2 separate regions of the Homo sapiens genome follow, and region 1 is linked to region 2. A link is an interaction called in ENCODE POLR2A ChIA-PET data of the cell type or tissue named here. Cell type or tissue: MCF 10A. All regions are shown on one strand. Each heading gives the region's core, and the rest is flanking DNA. Links, peaks and the distances in the headings are about the cores only.

Region 1 (15,607 bases), core at 6,751-11,750, 320 kb before region 2:
AATGAGTGGTCGTCTTTTCCCTGTGTCCTCACATGGTCTTCCCTCTTACATGGTCTCTTTCCTGATGTCTTCTTAGAGGGACATCAGTCATATGGAATTAGGGCCCACCCTAATGCCATTGTTTTAACTTCATTACCTCTTTAAAGATCCTCATCTCCAAATACAGTCACATTCGGAGGTTCTAGGGTTTAGGACTTCAACATGTAAATTTTGGGGGGACACAATTGAGCCTGTTACACAGATGAAAGGTAGGTGGAAGAATGTCCGGGGTCAGCAAACAGCACATCTGGAGGCCTCACAGCAGGGGGCACTGAGATGTGTTGCAGGAGATGGTTCGAAATGAATATCTAGAAGCAGGCAGCAACTGGACCATGCTGGGCTTTGTAAACTATGGCCAGAGTTTTAGATTTATTCTGAGGACACGGAGAACCCATCAGTGCATTTTAAAATCTCACTCTGTGTGAAGAGAAGGACCTGGAAGGAGTGAGAAGTGAGAAGTCCAAAGGTTTTTTAATTAAGAAACTAAGGTTTGTCAACCTCAGCACTATTGACATTTTCAGCGGGATGACTCTTCATTGTGGGGGCTGTCTTGTGTATTGCAGGAGGTATAGCAACATCTCTGGACTCTGCCCATTAGACGCCAATAGCACCCCCATCTCCCCATCATGACAACCCAAAATGTCTCCAGACAGTGCCATATGTTCCCAGGGGGGCAAAATTGATCCCTGTTGAAAACCCATGGTTGAAAAGGGCAAGAGATAATGGCGGCTTGGATTGGGTGGTGCCAGTTGAGTGATGCAAATTGGATGGGTTTGAGGCAGGTTTTTGAAGACAGAATCAATAAGATTTAACCTGCCTTTGCCTTAGTTTCTCCTCATGCCTTTTTTTTTTTAGACAGAGTTTTGCTCTTGTTGCCCAGGCTGGAGTGCAGTGGCGTGATCTCGGCTCACTGCAACCTCTGCCTCCCGGGTTCAAGCGATTCTCCTGCCTCAGACTCCCAAGTAGCTGGGATTACAGGTGTGCACCACCACACCCGGCTAATTTTGTATTTTTAGTAGAGAAGGGGTTTCACCATGTTGGTAGGCTGGTCTCAAACTCCTGACCTCAAGTGATCCACCCGCCTCGGCCTCCCAAAGTGCTGTGATTACAGGTGTGAGCTACCGTTACCGGCCCTCCTCATGCTTTGAGTTTGATGATGTCACTTCCCTAAAGCACACGGCTGTGCACCAGCTGCATGCCTAATGCGGTTGCTCAGAAGAGCAAAAAGCATGTGCCTCTCTGTTATTGTTCACCAGGCCCCAGGATCCCTGGTCCTGCTGAGAAAGCACTTTGAGCCCCATGGCTGGCAGGACCACCTGTGTGTAACAGACATGGTATTTAGTCTCTGCATCCACCCATCCATTTGTCAAGTCCATGTGCCGCCAGCCTTATTGACTCTCAGAGCAAGTACTTTGGAATCTAATCTGGCCAATTTTCCCGCTCCAAAAATCTGTTTATCAGAACAAGATTTCACAGTTGCAGTGACGTTTCCAGGGGGGCTTGCCTTGGAGGAGCTAACTCTACAAATGCAAGTGTAAGTATTTCCAAACAAAGCAGAATGACCCTTACATTCCAGGCCCCTGAAGAGTTCTCTGCTACAGAGCAGTTCTCTAACAACAGAGCAGTTGTTAGCAAACAGCTGGAATGTGGGGGTTTTCTGGGTTGAGCATTTGTTGTCTGGCTAGTATCCAGTACCTGGCTGCCCTTCTAGGGTCCCCCTCAAGCCCTTGCCTGGAGATGGTGAATTGGTTTCATGTTCTTCTCAGGGTTGTTGGTGGCTTTCTGGAGTCCGGTCTTGAGAGGGAGTCTCATATTGATTCTTGGCTCGGTGGAACAGAGCATCATGATTAATTAGGGATGGCTGACTTTGCACTACAATAGGAGAAATTGCAGCAGAATAGGAGAAATAGTAGCATAATACCTTTGCATTTCCTAACAATCAGAGCTGCATGATTTTTGAATTCCATGTTGTTCCATGCTCTGGGCTACGTCTTCCTGCACAGAGTCTTTGCTGACACTGTTCTCTAGACCTGAAGGGTGCTTACTTTTTATCTCTGTGTGTCTATCAACATCCACTGTAGATGCTACCCTCTTTCTCGGAATCTTTTTTGATTTATTTGAATTTTGACTTTATCTTAAGGACACCAGGGAGCCATTCAATGACCTTTTAAAGTTAAGAAATGATTCATTTGGTGTTTAGACAGATCCTTCTGGCCACAGAGGGGAGAGTGGGTTGGAGAGGGGCAAGCTGGCAGGCAGGGAGGCCAAGTTGGGAAGTTGTGCTGTGCAGCAATCCCTGTAAGAAAGGGTGGCTGCTTTGGCTGGAGTCGCAACTGTGGCAATGGAGAGTCGGGGACTGGCCACATATAGGGGTTGATAGATTGAGGAGGGGACAAGGGAGATTTCTAGGATTCTGATGTGGGCAGTTGGGCAGGGTAGAGCCCCTCATTGTAGTTTCTCTCCTGGAGTTCTCCAGTGAGCGATGAAAGCTCATTTTCAGTAATGAAACGTGCATGTGCGTTATTAATTCTGTATAATGCAGCAGATGGTCTACAAGGGAAATTCCATGCAACAAGGCCGGTGGGGTGTTGCTTGCCTGTGACGGTGTCCATTGCAATTGGTTGTTGCCCGCTTGTTCTAGTTATAAAATATTTTTAGTATCACCCCAGTGGTACTATCACCAGACTACAGAATTAGTGCTCATCTGTGTTTGGAAAAGCCAGGGGACACGTCAGAGGAAAGGCGACATATTTGTTTGCTGAAGGGTGTGTATGGATTTACTGGGAGACCCAGCAGGCCGAAGGGCATCCCTGGTAAAAAGAACAGCACGCATAAAGGATAGTGGCCTGTAGGAGGATATGATGTTAGGGATCTGGAAATCTAGAGATGCTTCTCTTTGGCAAGGTTTATGAAAGAGAATCAGGGACCTTCTCTTCTGCTACCCCGAGGCGGGTCTAGACATCCCTGTTCTTATTTTGCTGTGTGTGCCTTTCCAGCCTAAAGGTATAATAAGCCCTAGCCTTTATCTCTGCATCTTTAGAACATAGCACAAGTATCTGGTCATAAATGTCCAGTAAATGCTTATGGAATGACTCAGGAGGGAGCTCTGGAGTTGTGGTGTGCTGAAGGACTGGTCTTTTTTTTTTTTTTTCCTGCTTTTCCCCAAAACTCTTTTACTCACATGGCTCCTTATCTCTCAGCCATTGATCACAATGGATCAGACTGGTCAGATCGATCAGATCCTGGCTCCCTTGAAAATCTCCCCCCAGGGTCTACTGGTAGATGAACTCAGCACCCTGCCCACCTCCACCGCCACAGCACTGGTGTTCTCTCTTTGCTTTCTAGCCTGAGGGTTGGCTGTTCGGGTTGGGGGCTTTGGCACTTTATGACCATGTTCAGTGGAGTTGAATCTGAACTTGCAGCTTGGTTCTCAGCTTCCAGTAACTCTTGAAAGGCAATTCCATGACCTTGGGACCCTGCTGGAGGTTACAAATCCCAAGTTCAAGATTCAATGTGGCCTTTTCTACCTGTGCCACCTCAGGCAGGTTGGTTTTATAGGTCTGGGCTCCTGTTTCCTAGAGTGAAATGATCTCCCGGTATTCCTTCCAACTTGGCCCAACTTCAAGGATTCTGTGATTGTAAGGGCTACAGAGTGTGAGGCCTGGAAAGATCTTGCAGTTCCTAATGTTGGAGACATTGGGAGTCCAGTGCTCACTCCTGTCTAGAATTTTAATTTTTAACCACTGCTGATGGCCAGAAAAGAACATTTGGATTTTACAACCAGTCTTTGATGGAGAAAGAAAAAAAGTCAGTGAACACCCATTTTGTGCCTGACATTCAAGTATGTTTGTTCCCTGTATTTCTCCATTTAGTCCTCTCAGAATCTCTGGAGGTGGACTGGGGCAGATTATTAGTCCATTTCACAGATGAGGAAACTGAAGGTCAGAGAGGTTGAGTCATCTACCAGAAGTCTCACCTATACCAAACCACACACCTTTCAGTTGAGGGGCGCTGAGGTCCCTGCTGTTGCTGTGCCGTCTGACCTGTCCCCTCTCTCTGACAGAGAGCCAGCTGCTCCCCGGGAACAACTTCACCAATGAGTGCAACATACCAGGCAACTTCATGTGCAGCAATGGACGGTGCATCCCGGGCGCCTGGCAGTGTGACGGGCTGCCTGACTGCTTCGACAAGAGTGATGAGAAGGAGTGCCGTGAGTGGCCTGGCCCTTTGCTGGGGTGGGGTGGCAGCCATCCTGGGGCAGAGGGGAGCAGGTCCTGAGCAGGCTTAGACCCTGCACACTCTGCTTGCTGCAAGCTGGTGGTTTTGTGCCTCTTGCCAGCAGTCCTGCTTCTTTGCTGTATCTCCATCTCAGAGTCACATGCTCTGTGTAGACACAGGGATCTTGGTGGTGGTGGAGCCAACGCTTTGAGAGAGCAGAAGGTTTTACCATCAGGCTCTACTAATCCCTACCCTGGAGTCCCATCCTTGCCTTCGCTTTATGTACGAGCCAACTGAGCATCCCAGAGGTTATGTGGCTGCAGCATCTTAAAACCAGCAAGTGGCACATTGGACTTGGGAACCCAGGGCTGCCTGACACCAGAGTCCATGCTGGTGACCATCTTACAGAGCACCGTGGAATTTTCTTGATGATTAAATGAGGCATAGCATCCTGCCAAGTATTCAGCATGGAGTTGGGACTGAATACATAGTAACGTGCTTTCCCATCCCCTTTTCTCTGCCGATAGATATGGCTTGAGCTTTGCTGGGGACATCATCTTCTAATGGGCACCACCAGGATCAAATGGTTTTGTGATCCTTCCCACCCCACCTCCTTTTCTGCCCTTTACCTGTTTCATGACGCCGAAACATGCATGAGATTTGGGTTGATGATCATCTACGAGAAAAGAGGCACCGGGGATGTGAGTTGAGAGGGGTCCGTGGTGTCAAATGATCCTGCTCCCTGCCCTGCAGAGGTGTATTTCTCTTCCTCTTCAGTTTGTCTCTGCAGAGTGAGCTTGGCCATGGTGCCCTGTGTGGTTGTCCTCCTGGGTGCCCTGGTAGGTAGGAAGCATGACTGACAAGTGGTGGGCACAGGGTTGTCTCACAGGGGATTGCCTTGAGACCACATGACTGGACGATGGTTCCTGGCTCTTTCATGTGCTTTGGGCACCAGGCCACGTGGCCTGTCTGACAGGAGAACTATGTGTCCTGGCTCTGAGCCTGCTGTCTCCCTGGAAGCCAGCTGAGGAAATAGCTGAAGACAGGTTAATCATTTGAACTTTTTTTTTTCCCTGAAACGGAGTCTTGCTCTGTCACCCGGGGCTGGAGTGCAGTGGTGTGATCCCGGCTCACTGCAACCCCCACCTCCCGGGTTCAAGCGATTCTCCTGCCTCAGCCTTCTGAGTAGCTGGAGTACAGGCACCCACCACCGTGCCCAACTAATTTTTGTATTTTTATTAGAGACGGGGTTTTACCATGTTGGCCAGGCTGGTCTCAAACTACTGACCTCATGATCCGCCCACCTCAGCCTCCCAAAGTGCTGGGATTACAGGCATGAGCCACTGTGCCCAGTCAGTCATTTGAATTTTTAACATATTTCTGACCAGAATTTGGGGCCGAGTCTGTTGACGCATGGGAACGGGCACTGGCTTTGGAGTTCACACACCTCTGGAGCAAGCTGCCCCCTCTGAAACTGGTCCTTCGCCCATCCAAGGGGTCCCATATCCCCAGTGCCTGCTCCTGCCCTTCAGAGAAGTTTTTGGGATGGGAAAATTGGGGGTGTGTTATTTGGGGAGAATATTTCATACTGCTTGTTGCATATGATCTTTCTGAATTGATCACTATACACACTGAATTTTTATTTTTGCAGAATTGTTTGTTTGTTTATTGTTTTCCAGCCCAGGCTGGAATGCAATGGCATGATCACAGCTCACTGCAGCCTCGACCTCCTGGACTCAAGTGATCCTCCCACTTTGATCCCCCTAGTAGCTGGGACCACAGGAGTGCGCCGTCACGCCTGGCTAATGTATTTTTATTTTTTGTAGAAACAGAGTTTCACCACGTTGCCCAGGTTGCTCTTGAACCCCTGAGCTCAATAATCCATCTACCTCCGCCTTCCAACGTGCTGGGATTACAGATTACAGATGTGAGCCACCAAGCCCGGCCTGCAGAATTATTTTTTAAAAGTATTATTATGTCTATTTTAGCTTTTCTCTGTTTCTAACATGGCCTCAGAATTACTAGAGCTATAACATTAGTAATCTGAGCAAATGACATAGTATGGGTGAGCTCTGTCATCTGTCTGGTTTTGAGGATTTATTAAACACTGTACAAGTGTGCCAAGTTACCATTTTTGAGATATGGTGTATATTTCAACTTCGGCACATACGGATTATCGTTAGCTGACCTGGGAATGTTTGGCACATGATCAGTTTCTGAAAGAACGCAGGATTAAGGAGTTGATTCCTAAATTGTATGCCCAGCTTTGTCAATAGCAGCTGTGTGATATTAGTGCATTCTATGGCATTCTGTGTCCTGTCACTCCAGTCTCATGATTTTAGAATTCATGCTCAAACTGGAAGACATGGTGGAGAGCAAATGTTTTTAAAAAAGATGTTGCCGGCAGCTGCCTGGAGCTGCTTGGTTTGGTTTGGAACAGGCTCATTCTTGGCTATTCTCCATTATTTTTTTCCCCTGACTTCCTACCCTTAACCCCCAAGTGTGGTGGAGGTTTGAGTGGCATTTATTTAGTCCTTTGAGCAAAACATAATTAAAAAACCATGCGCCCCAAACATACATTAACCTCTCTCTGTAGCCCTTCTTTTTTTGTCTTTAAATCGTGAAAACAGAACATTAGAAAGTTTAGACAGTAGAGGGAAGGAGAAAAAGTCCCTTTTCTAAAACAAATTCTACTTTCATTTAAAATTTCTTTCTTTTTTTTTTTTTTTTAGACGGAGTCTTGCCTCTGTCACCCAGGCTGGAATGCAGTGGCGTGATCTCGGCTCACTGTAAGCTCCGCCTCCCGGGTTCACGCCATTCTCTCGCCTCAGTCTCCCGAGTAGCTGGGACTACAGGCGCCCGCCACTACGCCCGGCTACTTTTTTGTATTTTTAGTAGAGACGGGGTTTCACCGTGTTAGCCAGGATGGTCTGGATCTCCTGACCTCGTGACCCGCCCGCCTCGGCCTCCCAAAGTGCTGGGATTACAGGCGTGAGCCACCGCGCCCGGCCTAAAATTTCTTATATATTCCCTTTCAGCCTAGGAGTGAGGGTGTGAGCCCTTGAGAAGGCCGATTTGTGTCAAAATCAGAGCCCTTCTTCCCCCTTAGGGGGCTGTGTGATCGTGGGAAACTTACCAGAATGTTCTAAACTTTAGCCTTTGGGAGGTTTAAAGAGAATTCTTTAACCTCCTGGTGCCTCAATTTCCTCCTCTCCAAAATGGGGGTAATAAGGCTTCTGATACTTAACAGTGTTGTGAAATTTTAACCTGTATGAAGCACGCAGCACAGTGCCTGTATACAGTAAGTGGCTTGTAAACATTAACTGCTATTGGTTAAATCTGTATCAACTATTTTATTTGGTCGTTGTCATGGGGAAATACGGTTCAATTATCTGCTTTTTTCTACTTAACATTAGAGGCCCTTGGCCACATTCTATATTGAGGATTCACAGTTGTTTTGGGAGGCTGCCTAATGCTCTGTCAAGTAGTGACACTGTAACTTAACCATCCCTCTATGTTTCAGTCTCTTCTGTTTCAGTCTCTTCTGCACTTTTACTTCTGCTGGTCAAAATGTTTAGGATCATTTAAAGAACTTATGCATAACCAGACGACAGAAATATACAATGGTTTCAGCCAGAGTCAGGGTGGACAGGGCTGAGGTCTCCAGGGTGACCAACTTGACCACCTTTTCAAGGATGATGGAAACGGCTGATGTGGAATTTCTGCCGCCTTCCCGGAGGGAGGGAGACTGGTTCTGTGTCTTGCTTATGAGCTACAAAGCCCTTTCTCTGATTCTTTGGAGCAACTGGGTACTTAAGGGGAGGTGAGTGAAGGTGGCAGTGTTCTCGCCTCGGAGAGGTGATTACTTCAAGTGCCCTGTGGAGCTTTGGCATTGGAAAGATAATACGCTTCTTAAAAAAGAATTCTTGCCCTTTTCGAAGGGCAAGAAAGAGCCTGGAGAGGTGTGTCATGGTGGGATATGAGGCAGTGAGCAGCTCTTCTGTATCCACAGCAGAGGAAGGATTTTTACCAGACAGGAAGATTTTTTTTTTTTAATCGTGACGGTAATAAGATCACATATTGTAAAAATTGAGGGCAGAGAAGGAGGAAAAGCATCTGTACTCAGATCCACTATTGGCATCCTGGAAGTTCTCATTCAGGCTTTTCCCCAGTGTAATCGCCAGGGGTGTACAGTTTTATATTTTGACATTTTCTCATGTAACATTTCAACCTGTTAACAGTTTTTCTGTATCTCCCCCCATTTTTCTCTTTATCATTTTTAGTGCCATTAACTTGCTATAATATGGTTTATTTACACATAATTTGGCATTTCTCTTCTTTCCAGTTTTCCACTATGGGAAACAGTGCTCACTTGTGAACAGGAGGGTGGACATGACTTTCCCTCTGTTTTGAGAAATTTGCTTAGGCTAAATTCTCAGAATTAAAATTACTGGGTTGGAGGGAAGGCGCCTTTTCTGGCTCTTGACACCGACTGCCGACTTGTTTTGCTAAAGGTTTGCACCAGTTTGTTGGCAACATGTGAAAACTATGACTTTATTTTAGTCTTGGCAGCCCTGGGTAACATCTTTAAAAAATATTTTTCTGGTTAATTTAATAATTGAAAAGTTACTTTTTTTAATTAAAAAAAATTATCTAGCTAGATTGAGTGTTTTCCCTTACCTCTAGTTACTAGTTTTATTTCTTTGTGAGATACCTATTGATGGACTAATATTAATTTCCAGCTGAGTTAAGACATTAGATTTTCTGCCTCTTGAATCTGTAGAAGAGGGTCATTTTGGGACACTTTGAGTATATTTCTGTTCTTGGTTAGTGGAGTGCCCTCAGTGATAGTTTTATCCAAATAACTTAAAAATAAAATAAAAGGAATAAAGATAATGTTTTACAAAAACGAGGAAGCTCCATGGAAGTCCTGATTATGAGGAGAGCTTATTAGAGCTTCCTCTAGGCCACACTATCCCAGGCATTTTACATTCTATTGATTCATTTGATTATTGCGGAAGCCTTATTAGTAACCGGCTGGTGTCATCTCCAGATGAGGAAATTGAGCAGTAGAGCGATTACATGGAGCTTGCCTGTTGGCCCAGAAAATAAGTCTCCATAACCTTCCTCCATCAGAGACCCCCAGTGGGGGCTTTCAGTCTTTTTCTCTAGGTATCTGTTACCCTGCTGAAATGGAATCTTACTGCTATCATGACATATTATCATGTCAAACCTGCTTTTTAAAAAGATTCTAAAAACGTCAATAATGGTTTCTTATAGAAATGAATATTTACATGGCCGTTAGTCCTGGGAGTCTCTGAAATGTTTTCCTTGAAGAGACTGTCCTTTGATTAGTGCTCCCCTCTGTAATAAAGCAGCAGTCCAAATTTCCAGAACCCACAGGGGACCAGGGGTCAAGAGCCTTAAGATCTTTTTCCAGTTCTGTGTTGATTTTAGCTGCTGTCTCTCCGTGTTCTAACCAAGTGGTTGAGGGGATCTTGAATGTTTGGGGTCGTCTTCCCAAGGCGGTTCATTTTCTTCTTTGGAAAGTTACACTGATTGATGTCTTTGACTTTCCATGTACAGACCTGGCCCTTTATGTTTGGTGGGTGTGTTTGGTTGAGGGGGGTGTGGAGGAGGGATAAATTTGAGGACTTTGTTAAATGATAAAATATTAATGAATCTCCAAATCCAGAGATAGAAAAGTAGGTGCAAAAATGGGATTTGAATTTTACTTGCTTTTACTGTTCCTGACCGTTTCTTGAACATGTGTTATTATTGCTCTGGTGTAAAGGCATAAATCCATGAGATAGGGTTGAGAGGGCAAGTTTGGGCAAATGATCACCACGAAATATAAGAGCAAGAAAGCTGGGGTTGAGATTGTTCAGGCTCCATACTCTTCCTCTTTTCCTTTTTAGCATCTGCCTCGTCTTCTGCCTCTAGGTGGTGCCACATATATTTTCTTTTAAACTTGCACTGCAGGGCAAGTAGAGATGTGGGGAAAAAGTTGGATTCTGAGTTATCCTTTACCTTTTCTAAGCTTTACCAGGAATTCAGCTGTTTCTCTAGGGCACCTAATGCCGGCTCCACACACCAAATGCCTCTGGAAATCAGGAAGCTTTCATAGGATGGATAGAGCTTGCTGCTGCTTCTCTTGGGCCGTTCTGTCATTTCTCAAAGAAGGGGATGTGTTGGCTGATGAGCTGTGGCTTAGAAAGGCAACCTGTCAGTCATTGTGTGCAGCTGCAGTGGGCTCAGTTCTCCCCATCACTCTGTAGAAAGCAGAACTGGCACAACACTATCATTTTGGGTTGAATTATAGCCCAGCCTTCCCCCACAATTTTCCTGTGTTGAAGTCCTAACCCCCAGTATTTCAGAATGTGACTTTATTTAAAGATGGAGTTTTATAAAGGTAACCAAGTAAAAATGAAGTTGTTAGGTGGGTCCTAATCCAATACGACTGGAGTCCTTATGAAAAGGGGAAATTTGGAAGCAGAAATATGTACAGAGGGAAGATGATGTGAAGACTTGGAGCAAGAAGACAGCTGTCTACACTCCAAGGAGAGGGCCTGGAACAGATCCTTCCATCACAGCCCCCAGAGGGAATCAACCCTGCTAACACCTTGATTTCAGACTCCTGGCCATCAGAACTGTGAGACAGTGAATTCTGTGGTGGAAGCTGTCCAATTTGTGGTACTTGGTTATGGCAGCCCTAGCAAACTAATACGACCATCAAACTATCTCCTTTGTTTAAAAAAAAAAAATTATTATAGGCTGGGCATGGTGGCTTATGCCTGTAATCCCAGCACTTTGGGAGGCCAAGGTGGGCAGATCGTTTGAGCCCAAGAATTTGAGACCAGCCTGGGCAACATGGTGAAATCCTGACTCTACTAAAAATACAAAAATTAGCTAGATGTGTTGGCGGGAGCCTGTAATCCCAGCTACTTGGGAGACTGAGGCACAAGATTTACTTGAACCTGGGAGGTGGAGGTTGCAGTGAGCTGAGATTGTGCCACTGCACTCAAGTCTGAGTGACAGAGTGAGACCGTATCTCAAAACAAACCCCAAAAATTATTATATAGTGAATGATAGCTTCCTGCAGCTGTCTAACAGGCTGACGTCTGCAGACATCCTGCTTTCATTTTTTTCCTTTAACAATTTGCAAGTAAGAATCTCACTGTTATGGGTCAAATTGTATCTTCCAAAAGGATATAGGATATGTTGAAATCCAAACCCCCGGTATCTCAGAATGTGACCTTATTTGGAAATGGGGGTCCTTGTGGATGTAATTAGTTAAGATGAGGTTGTACTGGAGTAGGGTGGGCCCTTAATCCAATGTGAATGTTGTCTTTATAAGACGATAATATGAAGATAGGAGGGAAGAAGACCATGTGACAACAGAGGCAGAGACTGGAGGGAGGCACCTGCAAGCCAAGGAGTGCCAAGGATTGGCTTTCTCGTATGAGTGAGATGTCCGGTTTTTTTTCTGCATCTTGGTTCTTGGCAAGCCACTGCTAGCCAAGGGCTGAATTCCAAGGGCCTTCTGAAGGAGTTGAGCCTCAGAAAACATAACTGGCACTCTGAAGGGTCTAGAGAATATCGTGGTTTAAAGCTCTGTCCATTAAACACTTCAGAATGAAAAGACATGCTCTTTCACAGCGCTTACGGTGTGCGGGAAATCCAAGACCTATGTATATTAGCGTTGCTTCTTTTCTCATTGAGTCATTCTGTTTGTATTTGGTTTTTAAATGTCTCACCTAATTCCTGGCATGATCCTCACTTCACTAAATTTCTTTAGTCTTAAATGCAAAACCATTAATGCTATGGTTAAGAACAGGGGCTTTGGGCCCAGACAGTACTGAGTTCTTCCCCCAGCTTCCATTTATGACCTGTGCAGCCCCCGGGCTTACCATGCACCTATTTTCTCATCTGTAAAATGGAGATAATAGCAGTGCCTATCCCAGAGATGTGATATTTCAGGGGTGATGTTTTAAACATCTAGTAAGTGCTGTGTGCAGGCCGTAAGCCAGTTAGAAAGGACTGGATTTAAACAATAGGTACTGTTTCCTGGTGCAGAGAAGGTGAAGATCAGCTCTGAGTCTGACATGAGCTAATATGAGGCTTGTAGCTGGTGCCTGGTGTGAGTTAAGCATTCAGTGAATGCTAGCTGACCCTATTCCCTCAAACACATGTATACTGGTGACATTTCCTGGCCAGAGCAATGCTGGGAGTTATTACTCCCCTGTTCCCAACACCTCCATCCTCCGCTTCCCCTTCCCACGCCCGGTCTTTTCTTGCTCTTAGTTTGAGAGCCTGTGCCACAGAAACACCTTCATCTGCTAGGCCAGTATCTGCTTTTCACTGTCCAGTCTTGGACACACATTCATGAGCTCACATGGAATAGCTTTTAGCTTAGAGCTCCAGGGAGCCAGCCAGATGCCCAAACTGGTGCAAAAGGGAAGGAAACAAACATTTGAGGGGCTGAGGTGAGCCAGGCTCTTGAGGTTGCAGGGAAGGAAGCTTGGAGGTACCTCTTCTGCATTCAGATGGGGACCTATGTCTTAATGGACCTGCAGTGGGCGCCCACCCCCAGAGTGGCTGCCATCCGCTGTTCTCAGCTCTGCTGGAGCCCTGCACAATTAAACACCTAAGTGGATTTTAATGACGATATTTTGCTTCAGCGCTCAGGCTTCTCAGCCTCCATGAGTATGTAGTCTTTTCCACCTTCACCACACTGGCCTGAAGTCAGCACCACTCCCTATGGCCTTCAGCACTGTAGGCCTAGAACTTGCAAAAATTACTGTCTTCCTGACCCCCTCTTGCCACTCCAGATGTGCTCTTTGTGCCTTGTGGCCTATCATGAGGACAGACTTTCAGTTCAGATGTTGGAATCACAGCATGAAGTTTGAGGTGGGCATCTGATAAGCACCCACCTACATACAGACGTTTCCAGGTTGTCAGGCTACACTTAACATGCGTTTGACTGTATTCAAACTTTTCTTAAAGGCCCCTGGTAGATTTTTGAAGATGTTGGTAATTTTACACTAAGGGGAGGAAGTACAAAGTGCTCCAAATCTTTCTGGTTTTATTAGTTTCCTAGGGCTGCTGTAACAACATACCACAAACTGGGTGGCTTAGAACAACAGATATTTATTCTTTCACAGTTCTGGAGGCTAGATGTCTAAGGCAAGGTGTCGGCCCGGCCGTGGTTTCTCTGAAGGTTCTAGGGGAGGATCCTTCCTTGCCTTGTCCTCACTTCTACTGATTTGCTGTCTGATATACTTTGGCCACTGATTAGCTGTCTGATATGGTTTGGCTCTGTGTCCCCACCCAAATCTCACCTTGAATTGTAATAACCCTCATGTGGTCATGGGTGGGACCTGGTGGGAGGTAATTGAATCATGGGGGTGGGTTTTTCCTGTGCTGTTCTCATGATAGTGAATAAGTCTCACGAGATCTGATGGGTTTTTTTTTTTTTTTCATTTCAAAAAATTTATTTCAGTAGTTTTTGAGAAACAGGTGGTTTTTGGTTACATGGTAAGTTCTTTTTAAATTTTATTTTAAGTTCTGGGATACATGTGCAGAAAGTGCAGGTGTGTTACATAGGTATACATGTGCCATGGTGGTTTGCTGCACCCATCAACCTGTCATCTAGGTTTTAAGACCCGCGTGCATTAGGTATTTGTCCTAATGCTCTCCCTCCCTTCGTCCCCCACCCCCAACAGGCCCCAGTGTGTGATGTTCCCCTCCCTGTGTCTATGCATACCCATTGTTCAACTCCCACTTATGAGTGAGAACATGTGGTGTTTGGTTTTCTGTTCCTGTGTTAGTTTGCTGAGAATGATGGCTTCCAGCTTCATCCATGTCCCTGCAAAGGACATGAACTCATTCTTTTTTATGGCTGCATAGTATTCCATGGTATATATGTGCCACATTTTCTTTATCCAGCCTGATCTGATGGTTTTATGAATGGGAGTTCCCCTGTACCAGCTCTGTTGCATGCCGCCATGCAAGACGTGGCTTTGCTTCTCCTTTGCCTTCTGCCATGATTGTGAGGCCTCCCCAGCCATGTGGAACTGAGAGTCCAATAAACCTCTTTTTCTTTATAAATTACCCAGTCTCAGGTATGTCTTTATTAGCAGCATGAGAACAGACTAATACACTGTCCATCCTTGTGTTCTTTGGCTTGTAGATACATCACTCCGTCTCTGCCTCCATCATCCCATGGTTCTCTCCCTGTGTCTCTTTGCTTCTTTGTCCAGATTTCTTTTTTAAGGACACTGATCATTGGATTAGGACCCACCCTAATCTTGTATGACTTTATCTTAACTTCATTATATCAGCAAAGACCCAATTTCCAAATATAAGGTCACATTCACAGGTCCCAGGGCACTGTTCAACCTGCTACACTGGGTAAATATTGAGGAGGTAAAGCTCCCAGTGACCAGCAGCTACCACCAGAGGAGGCCTTTGCAAACTTAGCTGCCTGGTGGTCCCCAAGCTGTGTGGATGCTCACTGCATTCACTTGGGGAATATCGCTATTAATTGTTTTACCTCTGCCTTTGTAGCATGGTGGTTATGGAACAAAACCAAGTGTGTCAATAAAGCAGGAAGGGTGATTCAAATGAGAAAATAAATAAATATATATATTTTAAAAGTCAGGTGGATGTACTCTTTTTTCTTCTATAATCTGATGCCTTCATTTGGCCATTTCCATAATGTGAGGATACTCTAAATGCTAGTTAGTATGTATGGCAGTCTGTGAAAGTTCTGTGCTTTTAGTAGCCCTGGGGCTGGAGGGGGCTGCTGTGGACTAAGCACACAGTGTCACCAGCTCTCCACTCTCCAGCCCTGTTTGGGACCTGGGAGGGCTCCAACTGGGGGTCCCAGCCAGTTTGGACTGCTGTCAGGTTTTGTTTGTCCTGCACAAGGACACTAAAAACAATAATTAGTTGTCGGTGTTTATAAAGCAAGAGCTTGCACATAAAAATTAGATTATCAGGTTTTCTTGAGAAATCAGATATTAGGTTACTTTTTGCACTCACAGAGAACCATGTCCATTCTGCATCTTTCATGCATTTCACCGTCTTGATCATTCTAAGGCCTCCAGTGTTTTTTAAATTCCGAGACACACATTTTTTCCCCACATTTTTCAATGGGCTAAGAAAACACAGTGTCCTAATTTAATTGGCAGAGTTGTTTCTTTCTTAGTTGTACATAAAATAGTAGCATGCTTTGCACTCAGTGGCATCTTGGATTCAATGAAATGCACTAATTTTCTCTGATTGTTAGCATATGATATTTCAGCCAATGGTGCTGAACATTTCCAAACAGATAAATGCACCATGT
Region 2 (15,607 bases), core at 4,151-9,150:
TGAACTAGTTAGTGTTATGTGCCCATTTTATAGATTTAGAAGCGGAGGCACAACTTGCTTAAGGGACCCAGTTAGTGAATTGTACAAGCAAGATTTGAACCAGGTAGTCTGACCCCAGAGCCCATGCTCTGCTTTGCTTTGCTTTTTTTTTTTTTTTTTTTGAGACAGAGTCTTGCTCTGTCACCCAGTCTGGAGTACAGTGGTGCAATCTCAGCTCACTGCAACCTCTGCCTCCTGGGTTCAAGTGATTCTCCAGCCTCAGCCTCCCAAGTAGCTGGGATTATAGGTGCGTGTCACCATGCCCAGCTATTTTTTTTAATTTTTTTTTAATTTTTTAGTAGAAATAGGGTTTCACCATGTTGGCCAGTCTGGTCTCGAACTCCTGATCTCAGGTGATCTGCCTGCCTTGGCCTCCCAGAGTGCTGGGATTACAGGGGTGAGCCACCACACCCAGCCCCATGCTTTTAACTACTGAATTTACAAACAGCCTATTAACACCTGATCTTTGCTTTTTTTTTTCTTTTTGAGACAGGGTCTCACTTTGTTGCCCAAGATGAAGTGCAGTGGCACAAACAGCTCACTGCAGCCTTGACCTCCCAGGCTCAAATGATCCTCCAGCCTCAGCCCTTCAAGTAGCTGGGACTACAGGCACATGCCACCATGCTCAGCTAATTTTTGTATTTTTTGTAGAGTCTAGGTTTCACCATGTTGCCTGGGCTGGTCTCGACCTCCTGAGCTCAATTGATCTGCCTGCCTCGGCCTCCTAAAATGCTGGAATTACAGGCATGAGCCACCATGCCCAGCCAACACCTGATCTATTTTTAAGTATCAAAGCTTCTGTATTATTATGATGGCTGTCACTAGTAGGGAAGCATGATCATTGACATCAAGGATAATTGTGACCAAGTAAAAGCCATTTGATTTAGCAACAAGCAGATCATTGGCCTCTGAGTGGGTGGTTTCTGTAAAGTACTGGGGTGGCAGCCAGACTGTGAGGCCTCAAGGGAGTTGAGGGAAGTGAGAAAAGGGAAGCCTCCAGGGTTTACAGGCATACCTTGTTTTATTCTGCTTCGGTTTATTGCACTTCACAGATATTGTGCTTTTTACTGATTGAATGTTGTGGCAACCCTCTGGCCAAGTCAATTGGCCCCATTTTTCCAACAGCGTGTGCTCACTTTATGTCTCTGTGTCACATTTTGGTAATTCTCACAATATTGCCAACTTTTTCATTATTATTTTATCAGTTATGGTGATCTATCATCAGTGATCTTTGCTGTTACCATTGTAATTGTTTTGGGGCACCACACACTGTACCCGATAAGATGGCACACTTAATCCATAACTGTTATATGCATTCTGATTGCTCCATTAAGTGGTTGTTCCCCTGACTCTCCCTCTCCTGGGGCCTTGGTATTTCCTGAGACACAATATTATTGAAATTAGCCAATTAATAATGCCACAATGACCTCTAAGTGTTCAAGTGGAGGAAAGATCATGTCTCTCACTTTAAGTCAAAATCTAGAAGTGATTAAGTTTAGTGAGGAAGGCATGTTGAAAGCTGAGATGGGTCAAAAGCTAGACCTCTTGGGCCAAACAGCCAAGTTCTGAATGCAAAGGAAAAGTTCTTGAAATTAAAAGTGCTACTCCAGTGAACTCAATAATAATAAGAAGCAAAACAGCCTTATTATTGATATGGAGAAAATGTTAGTGGTTTGGATGGATGATCAAACCAGCCACAACATTCCCTTACGCCAAGGCATAATTCAGAGCAAAGCCCTAGCTCTCTTTAATCCTATGAAGCCTGAGCAAGGTGAGGAAGCTGCAGAAGAAAAGTTGGAAGCTACAGGAGGTTGGTTCATGAGGTTTAAGGAAAGAAACCTGTCTCCATTACATAAAAGTGCAAGGTGAAGCAGCATGGGCTGATGGATAAGCTGCAGTAAGTTATATGGAAGATCTAGCTAAGATCATTGATGAAGGTGGCTAAACAGATTTTCAATGTAGGCAAACAGCTTTCATTGGAAGAAGGTGCTATCTAGGACTTTCATTTTAGTAAGAAGTCAGTGGTTGTTTCCAAATCTTCAAAGGACAGGCTGACTCTCTTCTTAGGAGCCAATGCAGCTAGTGACTTTAAGTTGAAGTCAGTCCTCATTTACCTTTTTCAAAATCCTAGGGCCCTTAAGAATTATGCTAAATATACTCTGCCTGTGCTCTGTTAGGGAAACAAGAAGTCCAGATGACAGCACATCTGCTTACAGCATGTTTTACAGAACATTTTAAGCCCACTGTTGAGACTACTATTCAGAAAAAAAAAAGATGCCTTTAAAAACATTACTGCTCATTGACAATGCACCTAGTCACCCAGAAGTTGTGATAAAGATGTACAAGGAGATTAATGTTTTCTGCCTGCTAACACAACATCCGTTCTGCAGCCCAGGGATCAAGGAGTAATTTTGATTTTCAAGTCTTATTATTTAAGAAATACGTTTTGTAAGGCTAAAGCTGTCATAGATAGTGTCTCCTCTGATGGATCTGAACAAAGTCAGTTGAAAATCTTCTAGAAAGGATTAACCATTTCAAGTGCCATTAAGAACATTTGTGATTCATGGGAGGAAGTTGAAACCTCAGCATTAACAGGTGTTTAGAAGAAGTTGATTTCAACCCTAATGAGTGACAGTGGTTTCTTGAGATAGAACCTCCTCCTGATGAAGATGCTGTGAACATTGTCAAAATAACAACAAAGATTTAGAATATTACATAAATTTAGTTGATAAAGCAGCGGCAGGGTTTAAGAGGACTGACCCCAATTTTGAAAGAAATTCCACTGAGGGTAAAATGCTATCAGCTATCTCTTGTGAAAGGAAGAGTTTTTTGTGAATGGAAGAATCAATCAATGAGGCTAACTTCGTTGTTGTCTTATTTTAAGAAATTGCCACAGCCACCCTAACCTTCAGCACCCACCACCCTGACCAGTCAGTCAGAAGCCATCAACATTGAGGCAACACCCTCCACCAGCAAAAAAGATTACTACTCACTGAAGCCTCAGATGATCAACATTTTTTAGCCGTATTTTTAAATTAAAGTATGTACATTTTTTAGGCACAATGCTATTGCACACACTTTTAATAGACTACGGTATAGTATAAGCATAACTTTTATATGCACCAGGGAACTCAAACATTTGTGTGACTCACTTTATTGTGATATTATTATTCACTTTATTGCTATGGTCTGGAACCAAACCTGCAATATCTCCAAGGTACGCCTGTATATAACTTCCAAGAATTTGGCAGTAACTGTCAGGAAAGAAATAGAATTACAACTACAAGGAGTAGCCAGCCATGTAGAGGTTTGTTTTTTCTTCTTCCCAAGGTGATAAATACACAATGGAAGTAAGAAAAAGGGCTGGCAAAGGGGAAGAGGATGAAGATACTGAAGAGGAAGGAAAGATACTTCATACATCTGGGAGGCGATAGTGCTCAGGGCACTGGTTAAGGGCTTTGGCACCTGGCTAGATTTGGAGATGTTTTGCATTTTACTTATTGACAATCCCTGATACATCAGTGCTTGGATTTTTAGTAATCAGTGGTTGGATTTTCAGTAACGTGGACCCACACTGACTTGCAGGCTCATATTCTTGTGGTTGGATGGTCCTTTATCTAATGCTAGGAGAACTGCATTTGAGTCCCAGTGCTGCCATTAAATAGCTGTGTGTGATTTTGGACAAATAAGTCACTTCATGTCGCTGAGCCTCAGTTTCCTCATCTGTAAGTGGCAGATTTGAACTAAAGATCCAGGGGTCCTTTGTACGTGAAGCGGTATTAACTTCTAATGAGAATAGAAGGATGTTCTGCCATTTTAGGTGAAAGATTAATCCTCTTATTGAAAGATTTTGTCTTAGCGTGGGAGAGAGGCCACAGTCACTTCCTTCGGTGTTGGAGAGAGAGGTGATTTGACCAGAATTGTAATAGAGTCCACATTATATTTATACAAGTGTATACTATTCTTTGAAATGGATTAATTTGTTACTGGAGTCTAGGGCATTAATTTTAATTTTAATTTTTTTACATATTAATTATCATTTTATTCTGGTGTTTTGTTCTTTAGGAAGACACAAATGTTTGTGATCAAATGCTGACAATCAATAATGATGCAAAGATGTCAGCAATTAGTGTAACACTTTCATTAAAACGTAGAAAATAACAGATAAGATACAGACATGATGATTCCAGAGCAGATGCCATGAAGACACTAACAGTATGTCCCAAAGGAGCGGATCAACAGAGACAGAGACGGGATAAATCCAGACTGGTCTATAACAGAAACTATAGGGCATTGTTTTAAATACTTCAGAAGCCTGGCCGAGTGCAGTGGCTCACCCGTGTAATCCCAGCACTTTGGGAGACCGAGGTGGGTGGATCACCTGAGGTCAGGAGTTTGAAGGCCAACAGGGCAAAACCCCATCTCTACTAAAAATACAAAAATCAGCTGGACATGGTGATGCGCGCCTGTAGTCCCAGCTACTAGGAAGTCTGAGACATAAGAATTGCTTGAGCCTGGGAGGCAGAGGTTGCAGTGAGCCGAGATCATGCCACTGCACTCCAGCCTGGGCGACAGAGTGAGACTCTGTCACACACACACACACACACACACACACACATACACACACACCCACACACACACACACACACAGACACACAAAACAGAAAACTTATGTTCTTTATTAGCTAAATTCATGCCTGAATCTCAGGAGAATCATGAAATATTGCTACCTTGTGTCTAGTAGAATGACAATGACATACTGTTCTTCTCTGGACAAGTCTACCTATTATTAGTGGGATGGTTACCTCCCTAAGTGTTGAGTTCTCAGGAAGGAGGATCAAATGGGATATCTATGTGCTAACCATCAGTTGCTAACAGTATTTAATAAGCATAATTTTCTCTAACCACCAGAGTTATAAAATATAACTCAGCAAATGCTTAGAGTGCCTACTATGTATAAGGTACCAAACAGGAAAATGGGGACGAGAGATGTCAGTTTTGCTGATCAAAGCCTGTCACCCAATAAAAACCCAAAACAGGAAACCATGACAAATATCTGACTATCTGGTGTGCAGCCATTTGGAACACAAAGGGGTATGTGCACATGTAACATCGCACATGTAACACACACACCCACATGCATGCAAGCCATCAGCTCAAGGCGTATGTGTGTGCATGCATAAATGCATGTGTGTGTGTATGTTTAGGGTCAGTGTGGAATAATAGGCTGAATAAGAGGGTAAGGTTTTATGATATACACCCAGGGGGAAAATCTGTGTAAGTCATGCTTTTATCTTGTTAGGTATATGTTATTACTCAAGAACACTTACACCTGGTGATCCAGCAGCTCAAACACACATACATGCACACACTCCTAACTTGATATCACCCTGGTGTACACTAATTGTCTTAAGCCACTCATTTGATTCAAGAAGCAAGTATAACTCTACAGCAGCAGTTCTCGACATGTGGTCAGAGACCCCTGAAGTTGCCTGCAGGAACTGTGAAGTCACGCAGGGCCCCATGCTCAGAGCTCAGTTCAATGTTCTGCTGTGGCTGTCTTGAAATGCTTTATAACTTTTGGACAAGAAACAGCACTTTCACTTTGCACTGGTCCCCACCTATGTAACTCATCTTAGTTGCTTGAGATCCTTTTAGGAGGTCCATGAGCTCAAAACTATTTTAACAAGACTAACAACATTAATATATTATTTGCCTTTTCTACTCTGATTTTCACACAAGTATACAGTGGAGTTTTCCGGAGGTGACATGGCATTGGTATTGCAACAGACTAAGTGCACAGCAGATACGAGAATCCAGATCTCTTAGGCCAGATATTCAAGAGATTTGCAGAAATAAAAAACAAAGCCACTTTTCTTGCTATATATACCTTTTGCTTTTGGAAAATATAGCTATTTTTCATAAAAATACATTACTTATGTTAATTTGTAATGGCTTTTAAAATTATTTTTAAATCGATTAATAAATAACCAAGGATTTTCTCAGTTTTAGTTTCTAATATGTTAAGTATCAACAGATATAACTTATAAAAACAAAAGACTTTAAGGCTCATAATAATTTCTAAGACTTTAAAGGGTTACTGAGTTCAAAAAGTTTGAGTCACTGATCTCTAGGTATTTACTGTTTCTACCAGAGGAAAGAAATCATTGTGGGAATGTGATCAAACGATAGTGTGTTTGCTTATACTTGTTCATTTATGTGGGCAAATCAATGTCTACTGAAAAAAATGAGGTAAAGAGACAACCTTTTTCATTACCCTTGGACTTCTGCAGAATTTTCCTAAGTGTGACCTAACACAAGTCACTTGTTTTTACTTGTTTTTCTCCTTTGTTTTAGAGCAGCAGGTTCTAGGTTATATCTAACTCTTGTGGTTTTCTAAAATGGAATGGCTGTTAAAGAGAGATCGCGAGCCTCTCTTCCCTCGAGGGGCTTGGGAGAGGTGATACAGACGATTCCAGCATGAGGCACAGTTGGATAAAGTGACCTCTGAGGGTCCTTTCAGTTTGGAGGATGCTAGTAGAGAGAGTCTTTTCCCTTACCAAGTTCAAAGTCGGGGGGTGCTGAAGTAATAACAAATGAGTACATAAAAGGCAAAAAAAAAAAAAAAAGACATTCTGTCAGCACGGAAGCAGCAGGCAGTCACCAGAGACTCCTGCCTTCCATTGGCGAACCGGTCACCGGCTCCGTCCTGAAAACAGAACTTGCTCCGAGTGATGTAGGCAAGGGAGAATGCTTCTGATGGGAGGGCAGGGCAGGGTGGGTATGGGAATCGCATGCTCTCATTCTTATGACTCTGACTCACTGAAACGGATCCCTCCCTTCCCTTTTTGAGGACCCTATTCCTTCACTTTTAGCACCAAAGTGCTGACGTGCCTTTTCCCCACTTGTCTTTAGAAAATCTATCTTGCAAGTGAATGCTAAGGTGCTGGGCTATTGACAGTTTCACACATCACCCTTGGCGGGGTGGGGGTGGGCGGACGGGGGCGGTGGTTGGTGGGAAACAATGACAAGGAGAACCGGAGACAGTATCTTTACCCCAGGAACAAATCTCCAAAAAAGGACGTTTTAGACACTGGGCAAGCAGAATTGACATATTGGGGAAAGAATGTTTTTCTAGCACTTCTCACACCATGCCTGCTGTTTCTGTTTGAAAGCATAATCAATTATGTCTGTCCTCCCTTCTTCTCTCCACCCATCTTTCCTTTCTCACTTCCACTTTTCCTCCTTCCTTCCATAAAAGGTCTTATGGATTCTCTGTTATAGCCCAGGAATTGCTTAGATATTGGGGATTCAAAGATAAATAATGTGCTGTCATTGATTTTATAATTTGTGAGTGGCGACAGACAGGTAAACTGATCACTGTAACAAGAGGAGGCAAATGCTGCATGGGTGGGGGCTGGGGGGTGGTGTGTGTGCTGAGTGCTTGGGCAGCCTGCCTGGGATGGAGGAGCAGGGCAGCCCTTTGACCTGGCTCCTGCAGGGGAAGTGGGTATTTCTAAGGGGGAGAAAGAGAACAAGGTTCTCCAGGCCCAGAGACGTTAAGTCGTGCACCCAGGTTCACATGGCTATGTCACTGGACCAGGCCTGAGCCTGGTTTGTCTCTGCACCCTCGACCTGTGTGCAATAACTACTGCCTTTCCCAGACCACAGGCATCTCAGTGTGCCTGGGCATAGGATGAGGTGAGAGGGAAAGAGTGGCCGGGAATGAGGCTGTGGTCAAGATTCCACACACCATTCTTTGCATCATACCAGGAGACAGAAAGAGAGGCAAATATTTATGGACCAGGAGAAAAGTAAGCCCAATTCTTTGCTGTTAACTTACATTCATGACACAAGTTATTTAAAATATATTCCTGGAGTGCTTTCGAAGTGTGAGGGCAGACATCACTCCTTGACCTCTGGGAGCTCATATCTTTCTTTCCAGATTAGCTGGGGACAGATTGACTGTACTAAGCAGAATTCACTGTTAATAGCTCAATGCCTTTTCTGCAGATGCTGTGGTTACAGCTCCTCACCGCTTCCTTAGAAGCTCTTTTGCCCCTTCTGATAATAAATGACCTGACTCTTGTCTTTTCTTTTCCCCTTCCTCCTGACCCGCCTTTGAGAGATGAATCAACCCCCGGGCAGGTTTCCTGCAAGGAGTGGAGGAAGGGCCCCAGCTCCTAGACCAGCAGAAAAAGCAGGAGTTGACTGATTTCTGCTAAGCTCACTTGACAAAGGGATCTGGTCCCCTTTACCTACCAGTCTTTCTGTACCTGCCTGACACTGGCAAGGCACTTACTCTTCCAGAAACAGCTGGGCCAGAGGAAAATGGCCCACCCCTCCCACAAGAATGCCAAGAAGCAATCGGCTGTTAATTTCCAGTAGGACGAACAGGAACCCTTTCAACCAGGAAATCTAAATTGAACAGTGATTAAGTCATTCAAGCTCCATGGCCCTGTTTAATTTCCAGGTCTACAGATGGCTCTGCCTTCCTCTTAGAGACCATTTTTAGCCACTGGTCTTGGGAGGGTATTTCACTTTTAAATAAGGCACCTGCATGTTCTTGTCAGGCTGCACTCTGTGGTGGTTAAACCCACAGACTAGTGGGGGCAGAATGTCCAGGTGTGAATTTCAGCTCTGCCATTTGCTGTGTGACTTTGGGCAAGTTACTTACCTCTCTGTGCTTCAGTTTCCTCATCTGTGAAATGGAAATAATAATAATTGCACTGGGCTCATAGTGTTGTTTCATGTTTTAGGAGAATTAATGAGTTGACACTTGTGATGTGCTGAGAGCTATGCATAGTAAACATTTTTGGGGGTTAAATTAATACACATATTTAACTATCCAACTGTGAATGGGACTTGCCTTTGTCCTTTCCTTCTCTCGTGAGGTCTGTCATTAGATAGAGGGAATGAATTTAGTAAAGAGGTTAAATGCAGAGATTTGGGGATCAAATTGCCTCAGTTCAAGTCCTGACTCCACCACTTAATTAGAGGTTAAGTCACCTCACCCCTCTGCTCTTCGGTGTCTTCATCTGTAAGGTAGGTTATAATTGCACCTATTTCTTAGGATGGTCATGGAGAATGAGCTTTGTAAAGTTCTTAGAATAGTGCCTGGTGCTTAGCTTAGTAAGTGCTCAGTAAATTTTACCTATTGCATTATTACAAACTCAAAAAAAGTGCCATATAAACACAGCAGTTTTGATTATACAAGCTACAAGCTGCCCAAAGCTAACATCCTTAGCAAGTGTAGCCAGGACCTCAAGCCAGCTCCTAGAGGCTGGCTGTGTGTTAGTCAGCAGGAAGCTTGGCAGTCTGTCCAGGTGTGGAAGAGCTCAGCTCTCCCGTGTTTGAGTCCTGACTTTCCTGCTTGTTAAAGGTGTGACGTCGGGCAATTTGACATCTCTAAACCTCAATTTGTTTCCTTTCTCCCTCCCTCCGTTCCTTTCTCTCTTCCTTCCTCTAGTGAACATTTATTGAGTGGCTGCTCAGTGGAGGAGGCACTGTGTGAAGTTCTAGATATTCCCCAATAGACAGTTCAGTGATCCGTACATCACAGGCAGGCTGTAAGGATTAAACGAGTTACTATCTGCTGGGGGCTTAGTCTGGGCCTGGTACTTAATGTAAACTCAGTAAATAATGGCTGCTCATGCTGATTTCCTATCAAACGTCCTTAGATCATATCTGTTAGGTCTCATCATCCCTTCTGTGAAGGAGGTAGCTGGTTCTTATGATAAAGCACTTAGCGGGAATGATCGTTCAAGTTTACTTGCTTTGTTTCTGCAGTGGAAACTGAAGCAGGGCTTTTTTTTTTCTCTGTAAATTTGGGAGACTATCAGCAGACCAGTCATCCAAGAAATTAAAAAGCCGAAAGCAGAGTCTACTGAGTAGACTCAATTAAGATCTCCCCTCGTCTTATACAGTCTCGGGTCCTTTCGAAGCAAGTTTGACTGACAGGGAATTCTTTTGTCTAGGACCACATTTCCCAATTATATCCTGCTGAATATTATTTCCTTAAGCTGTTAATAGTATTCCATGAAATGAAATTAAACTATTGAATTTTTTTTTCTGAAGACCACCTCCAAGTTCTTAATATACGACTGCATTTTACAGTATTGCATGGAGTATTTTTCCAAAAGTTATTAGACTAAGGAATGTTTCTCCAGCAACACCAGCAACATTTCATGGTATTATCCCTTCCCCTTCTTGGGGAACAGTTTGAGAAATGCCCATCTAGGATAGCTAAGCCAGACTTCATCAATGAAAGCCAGGCTGAAACACCAAAACTCTGGTAATACAAGTATTATATTTAGGAAAAGAATTGAAGCAGATGTTGAGTGATGGGCCAGTCTGTGTTATTGTCAGACTAGAACTGCCCACCAGTTAACGCTGGAGAAAGAAGAGAGTTCTTTGTGAAGGGCAGCCATCCACCTGGCTGGCGTGTCTCACCTTGACTGAGTGAGACATTCAAGCACTGCTAGGTACAGGTGCTGCTAGGGGACAGGGCATCTTTCCTCTGTTCACTTTCTGCTCTTGCAGAAATCTAATTTCTCACATCCAGCAGAAAACCTCCCTGCAATGAGTGGTTTGGATGAGAATATTTATCTTCCCCAAACAGTTTTGCAACTTCCTCTTCCTTAATTGGGAGGTCAAGATGACTGAAGAACTTACACTGGGAAATAAAACTGTATAATTTGTAGTTATTTCTACCTCTGTCAAGCTGTGGGACCTTGGGAAATGACTAAGCTGTTTCTTTTAATCTCAACTTCTTCATCTATAAAATGGGGATAATAATAGCACCTCTTTCCTGGTGTTGTCTGGGGAGTAAGTGAGCCACTGCTTGCAAAGTACCTCACATAGTGTCAGCACATGGTACATCTGCAATTCATATTTTTTTGCAATTAATATTAATGTCAGTTGTAATTTTTTTGTTTTTATCAATTCCATATTTGTGTGTGTGTGTGTGAGAGAGAGAGAGAGAGGACAAAAAGGGAGGAAGAGGGAGGCATATGCCATACTTAGAGTATAATGTAAATTCTATTTTGCAAAGGAAGATTTTGAGTAAAATGAAAAACAAATACATTTCCTATTAATGACATCTCTTTTGCTAAAGAGATAATTTATAAATGTGATTTTAGGTAGAAAGTCCTAGAAACCAAATTACTAATTAATTAGTATTTTAGTTTATTCGTCACTCTCTGGGGAATGTAGTTAGCATGAGTTAATCCCTCAAAGCTTACTTTGTATGGGATGTACCTTGTATTATGGTGCCTAGGACGCTAAATTAGTGGTTAGAGGGTTGTACAGTAGGCTTTGACTCTGAGGAAAGGGGCTGAGATTGCCTTGAGGAATTTTTGATTGGGTCTCTTGAATAGCCTAAATAAACTATCCTGGCCAGAATTCTTTCACAGTAGAGTTTAAAACTCCTCTCTCCTTCTTTCTCCCCTTCTTTGCCCTCCCTTCCTTCCCTTCTCCTCCCTTCTCCCACAGACAGGAATGAATAAGCATACACAAATTTTTCCTTATTCCATTCGCCTTTCTATATATCCAATGCAGACTGCTGTCTTATGTCATTATTTATATTATATTCATGTGATTATGTTCCTTATCTTGATTTTATCTGTTTCTGAAGTGGGAAGGGTGTAAATGTCATTTTTTATTTTTAAGATTACGACTGTATTTCCATATTCTCAGACCACTTATTGAAGTCTCATTTATATTCAACAGCATGCAGTAATACACATCAGAATGTAAATAAAGGCTAAAACATATGTTCAACAAATTGGGAATAGAATAAAATACTAGGCTTTGCCATAAAAGAATTGAGATTATTTATGTGGGGAAACAAACATAATGGTTGGTCAATAACACACAAGTTCTCTTATTTCAAATATGGTATCTAATTATTTTTCTTTGTTACTAAAAAATGTATTACAATGTGCCAAGCATTGTGCCAAGTATTTCACACGGCTCTCCTAAACCTCATTTAGGCCTCATGAAATCCCTAAGAAACAGGTAGTGTCTGCAACTGAGACTCTCACTGCCTTCAAATGGAACTGTCCTTAAATGGTACTACCAGGTCTCAGTCCAAACCTTAGCCTTTTTCCCCACAAGGAAACATTGATTGACCTAAGGTTTGGCTTATACTAGAAGGGATGACTGTTCTGGTCAAGATATTTGGGTTTCAAAGGACAACTTGACCTGGACCCTGGACCCCACTATCTCAAATAAAAGGAGTGTCTCATAGAAATAAGCCCAAGCCAGGCTTCATGGGAGCCGGGACCAGAGAACTTCTCTCTCTCTCTCTCTCTCTCTCTCTCTCTCTGTTGCCGTCTCTCTCTCAAAGTAAATACAATGAAGTGTATGAGGTAAACAAAAAAAGGGTAAGAGAGTCCAGGGTGTATGTGAGGGAGTTAATATAATAAGGGAATCTAATCTGGGTGAGGAGGGAAGTGAGGACTTGAGGATGACCAGCCGTGGGTTAAGATAGTATATCTCGGGGGAGCTGAAGATTTGTGGGAGCCAAAGTACTAGAGAGAATGACCGTGAAAGATGGGAGGTGGTGTTAAGAGAGTGGGAGTGGGTGTAAATAGGAAATGAAAACGTCAAGGCTGACCGTGAGAGTAAGTGGCTGCCGTAGATTGGAGAACAAGGTCATCAGGGCAGAGGTCAAGGATCTGAGCTTCTGGGATATTGGAAAAATTATTTCTATGAATATTGAAATCATGGAGAATTATGAAAAGAGCAACATCTAAGAGAGTGATCATAAACCAGGTCTGAAAATTTCAAGGCAAGAGGGAGATAACCCAGGAATCTGTAATGACCACTACAGGGGCAGGGGATAGCGAGTAGAATAGTCTAATGGCTTGATGGGGATTTTAGGGAGGGATTGTGGTCTGGAAGTGGCACAAAAAAACAAGGAAAACAATAACTCCACCTCAAAGTCCAGTCATGCCATGAGTGTGGGAGAGAAAATACCATCATTTGAGAGGATTTTTAGGGCCTCAGCAGAAAAGCAGAGTTCACTTTGAACAGCGATTCTCAAAATGTAGTTCAGGGACCCTTAGGGAATCTCTAAGACCTGGCAGAGATCCACAGCTCAAAACTATTTTCATAGAAAACTAAGATATTATTCACCTTATCACTCTCATTCTCTCACAAGTCTGTAGTGGAATTTTCCAGAGTCTACGTAATGTATGATAATGCAACAACAGATTGAATGCAGAAGTCAGTAGAAGAATCCAACTGTCTTCTATTAAGCCAGGCATTAAAGAGATTTTCAGAAATGTAAAACAATACCATCCTTCCCAGTACTTTTGTTCTGTTTTGTTTTGGAAAATATAGTTATTTTCCATAAAATATGTGATGGTTTTACTATTATTTTAAACTGAATACATTAATTTTAATTTTTAATTTCAAATACAGTAAGTATTGATAGACACTACCCACGAAAATCAAAGCTCTTAGGGTCCCCAATCACTTTAAAGAGAGTCGTGAGACAAAAATGTTTGACAACCACTGAGTTAGTACATAAAGGCAAAGGAAATGCTCAGGAAAGAAGTCGAAGTGTAGGGGATTTTGCTGGTGATGGACTATGGGTTTCAGGGTGCACAAAAGGAGGTTTGGGAATGAGGAAGGGCTGGGAGACAGGTCAGAAACTGGGATGGATAAAAGCACGTGGTGATGATAATCTGGGGTGATTAAGACAACCTTAGGCCCTGATCTTTGAACTGATGGGCAGAGACAAGGATGCAGGGCATAAGGTGGCCAGTCCTGATGACTGCAGTGCAGAGAGTGATGCTGAGGCTGAGGCTGAGTGTTGTGAGGAAACCAGAAGCCAGCTTCTGCTGGGGGAGGATGAAGCTGGGAGACCAGTTATCTTATATAGCACGTGGGTTCCTTAGTTTGTATCCCAAAGGACACTTTGATTGGCACATCTCATCTACTCATGTGTCAGGTGCCCAGTCCCAGGACCAGTCACCTGATACAGGTCTAGGACAATCCACTGCCCCATTCTGCAGAGTCTGAGGTATGTGATGGTTCCTGGAAAAGGCGGTATGGTCTGGTCAGATGCCCCCCAAAGGCATCTACAATCACCAAGAAAGACGAAAATCTCTTGTGTTTTGGATAACTCTGGGAATTTATTTATTTATTTATTTATTTTTGAGATGGAGCCTCACTCTGTCACCCAGGCTGGAGTGCAGTGGTGAGATCTCAGCTCACCACACCTCTGCCTCCCAGGTTCAAGCGATTCTCCTGCCTCAGCCTCCCGAGTAGCTGGGACTACAGGCTCCTGCCACCATGCCTGGCTAATTGTTTTGTATTTTTGGTAGAGATGGGGTTTCACCATGTTGGCCAGGCTGGTCTTGAACTCCTGACCTCAGGTGATCCACCCGCCTTGGCCTCCCAAAATGCTGGGATTACAGGCATGAACCACCATGCCCAGCCTGCAACTCAGTATTTATTTGGAATGTTTCCTGTTCAATCCTGTCTTAAGATGCAGAGAGGGGATTATTTGCAATGGAGTGTCTTCCATTGATGCAAAAGGCCTTCTAGGAAATGAACTGGGCAATACAATGGCAGCATGTTTGATCATGGCAGTGGTGACTTCCCACTGTGACCAACTCCTTACCAGGACCTTACCATGACCTTGCTCTGTTGCTTGGACCTCATCTTGTCCCCCACCCCACCTGTTTCCTATGCTTCAACCATAGGGGCTTGCTTTCTCCTTCTAACTTGCCATGCTTCTTCCTGACTCAGGGCCTCTGTACTGACCATTTCTTCTGTTTGGAACATTCTTCTGTTTCCATAAATGCCTCTTTTCATCATTTAAGTCTCAATTTCAAAGTTATCTTCTATGGAAGATCATCCTTGATGACCCTATGTAAAGCATTTCTCTTCTTTTTTTCCAGTCACTCTAGTTTGTCCTCTTCGTAGCACACATCAGTACTTGAGATGATCTCCTTTATGCATTTGTTTCCATGTGTAATGTTTGTCTTCTGCTCTTTGGTGTTAGAAACCTTGTCTTTCTTGTTCACCATTACATCACTGGTGCTTGACACCAATAAGTGGCCAGCCAGTATTTGTTGACCAAATGACTGACTTAGGATTGTGGGAAGGAATAACTGAAATCCTTGAAAGTTATCCAAGAGGCCGGGCGAGGTGGCTCACGCCTGTAATCCCAGCACTTTGGGAGGCCAACGCGGGCAAATCACAAGGTCAGGAGTTTGAGACCAGCCTGGCCAACCTGGTGAAACCCCATCTCTACTAAAAATACAAAAAATTAGCTGGGTGTGGTGGCAGGCACCTGTAATCCCAGCTGCTTGGGAGGCTGAGGCAGGAGAATCACTTGAACCCCGGAGGTGGAGGTTGCAGTGAGGCAAGATCACGCCACTGCACTCCAGCCTGGGCAACAGTGGGAGACTCCATCTCAAAAAAAAAAACAAACAAAAGAAAGCAAACAAAAAAAACAAAACAAGAAGAAAATTATCCAAGAAAAATTCAAGTAGGATCACCAAATTTCTTTTTTCCCTGTTAAGATTTGCTTATTCAAATTATTCTCAGA

Evidence for each region. Peaks named below come from ENCODE experiments on the same cell type or tissue, not always from the same donor. Only the 100,000 strongest peaks of a DNase experiment are listed, where the experiment ranks them.
Region 1: POLR2A ChIA-PET joins it to region 2 with 6 read pairs; 2 of 35 experiments call an interaction of 5 or more read pairs at or near these places.

Annotation. Positions count from the first base shown.
Region 1 is chr11:36,032,001-36,047,607 of GRCh38, forward strand. It overlaps LDLRAD3 (low density lipoprotein receptor class A domain containing 3), which reads left to right. Exons shown (of 6, transcript NM_174902.4): 2 at 4,103-4,249. Among named protein-coding and RNA genes, the nearest start is that of MIR3973, 30 kb to the left of the region's middle. RefSeq lists enhancers at 1,119-1,413, 6,671-7,178. In MCF 10A, for the core only: a CTCF peak has its summit at 10,233 (motif pointing right); no DNase peak of the experiment used is centred there.
Region 2 is chr11:36,355,407-36,371,013 of GRCh38, forward strand. The region is part of intron 1 of PRR5L (proline rich 5 like); the gene reads left to right. Among named protein-coding and RNA genes, the nearest start is that of PRR5L, 67 kb to the left of the region's middle. RefSeq lists a silencer at 10,473-10,767. In MCF 10A, for the core only: no CTCF peak of the experiment used is centred there; a DNase peak (open chromatin) is centred at 6,785.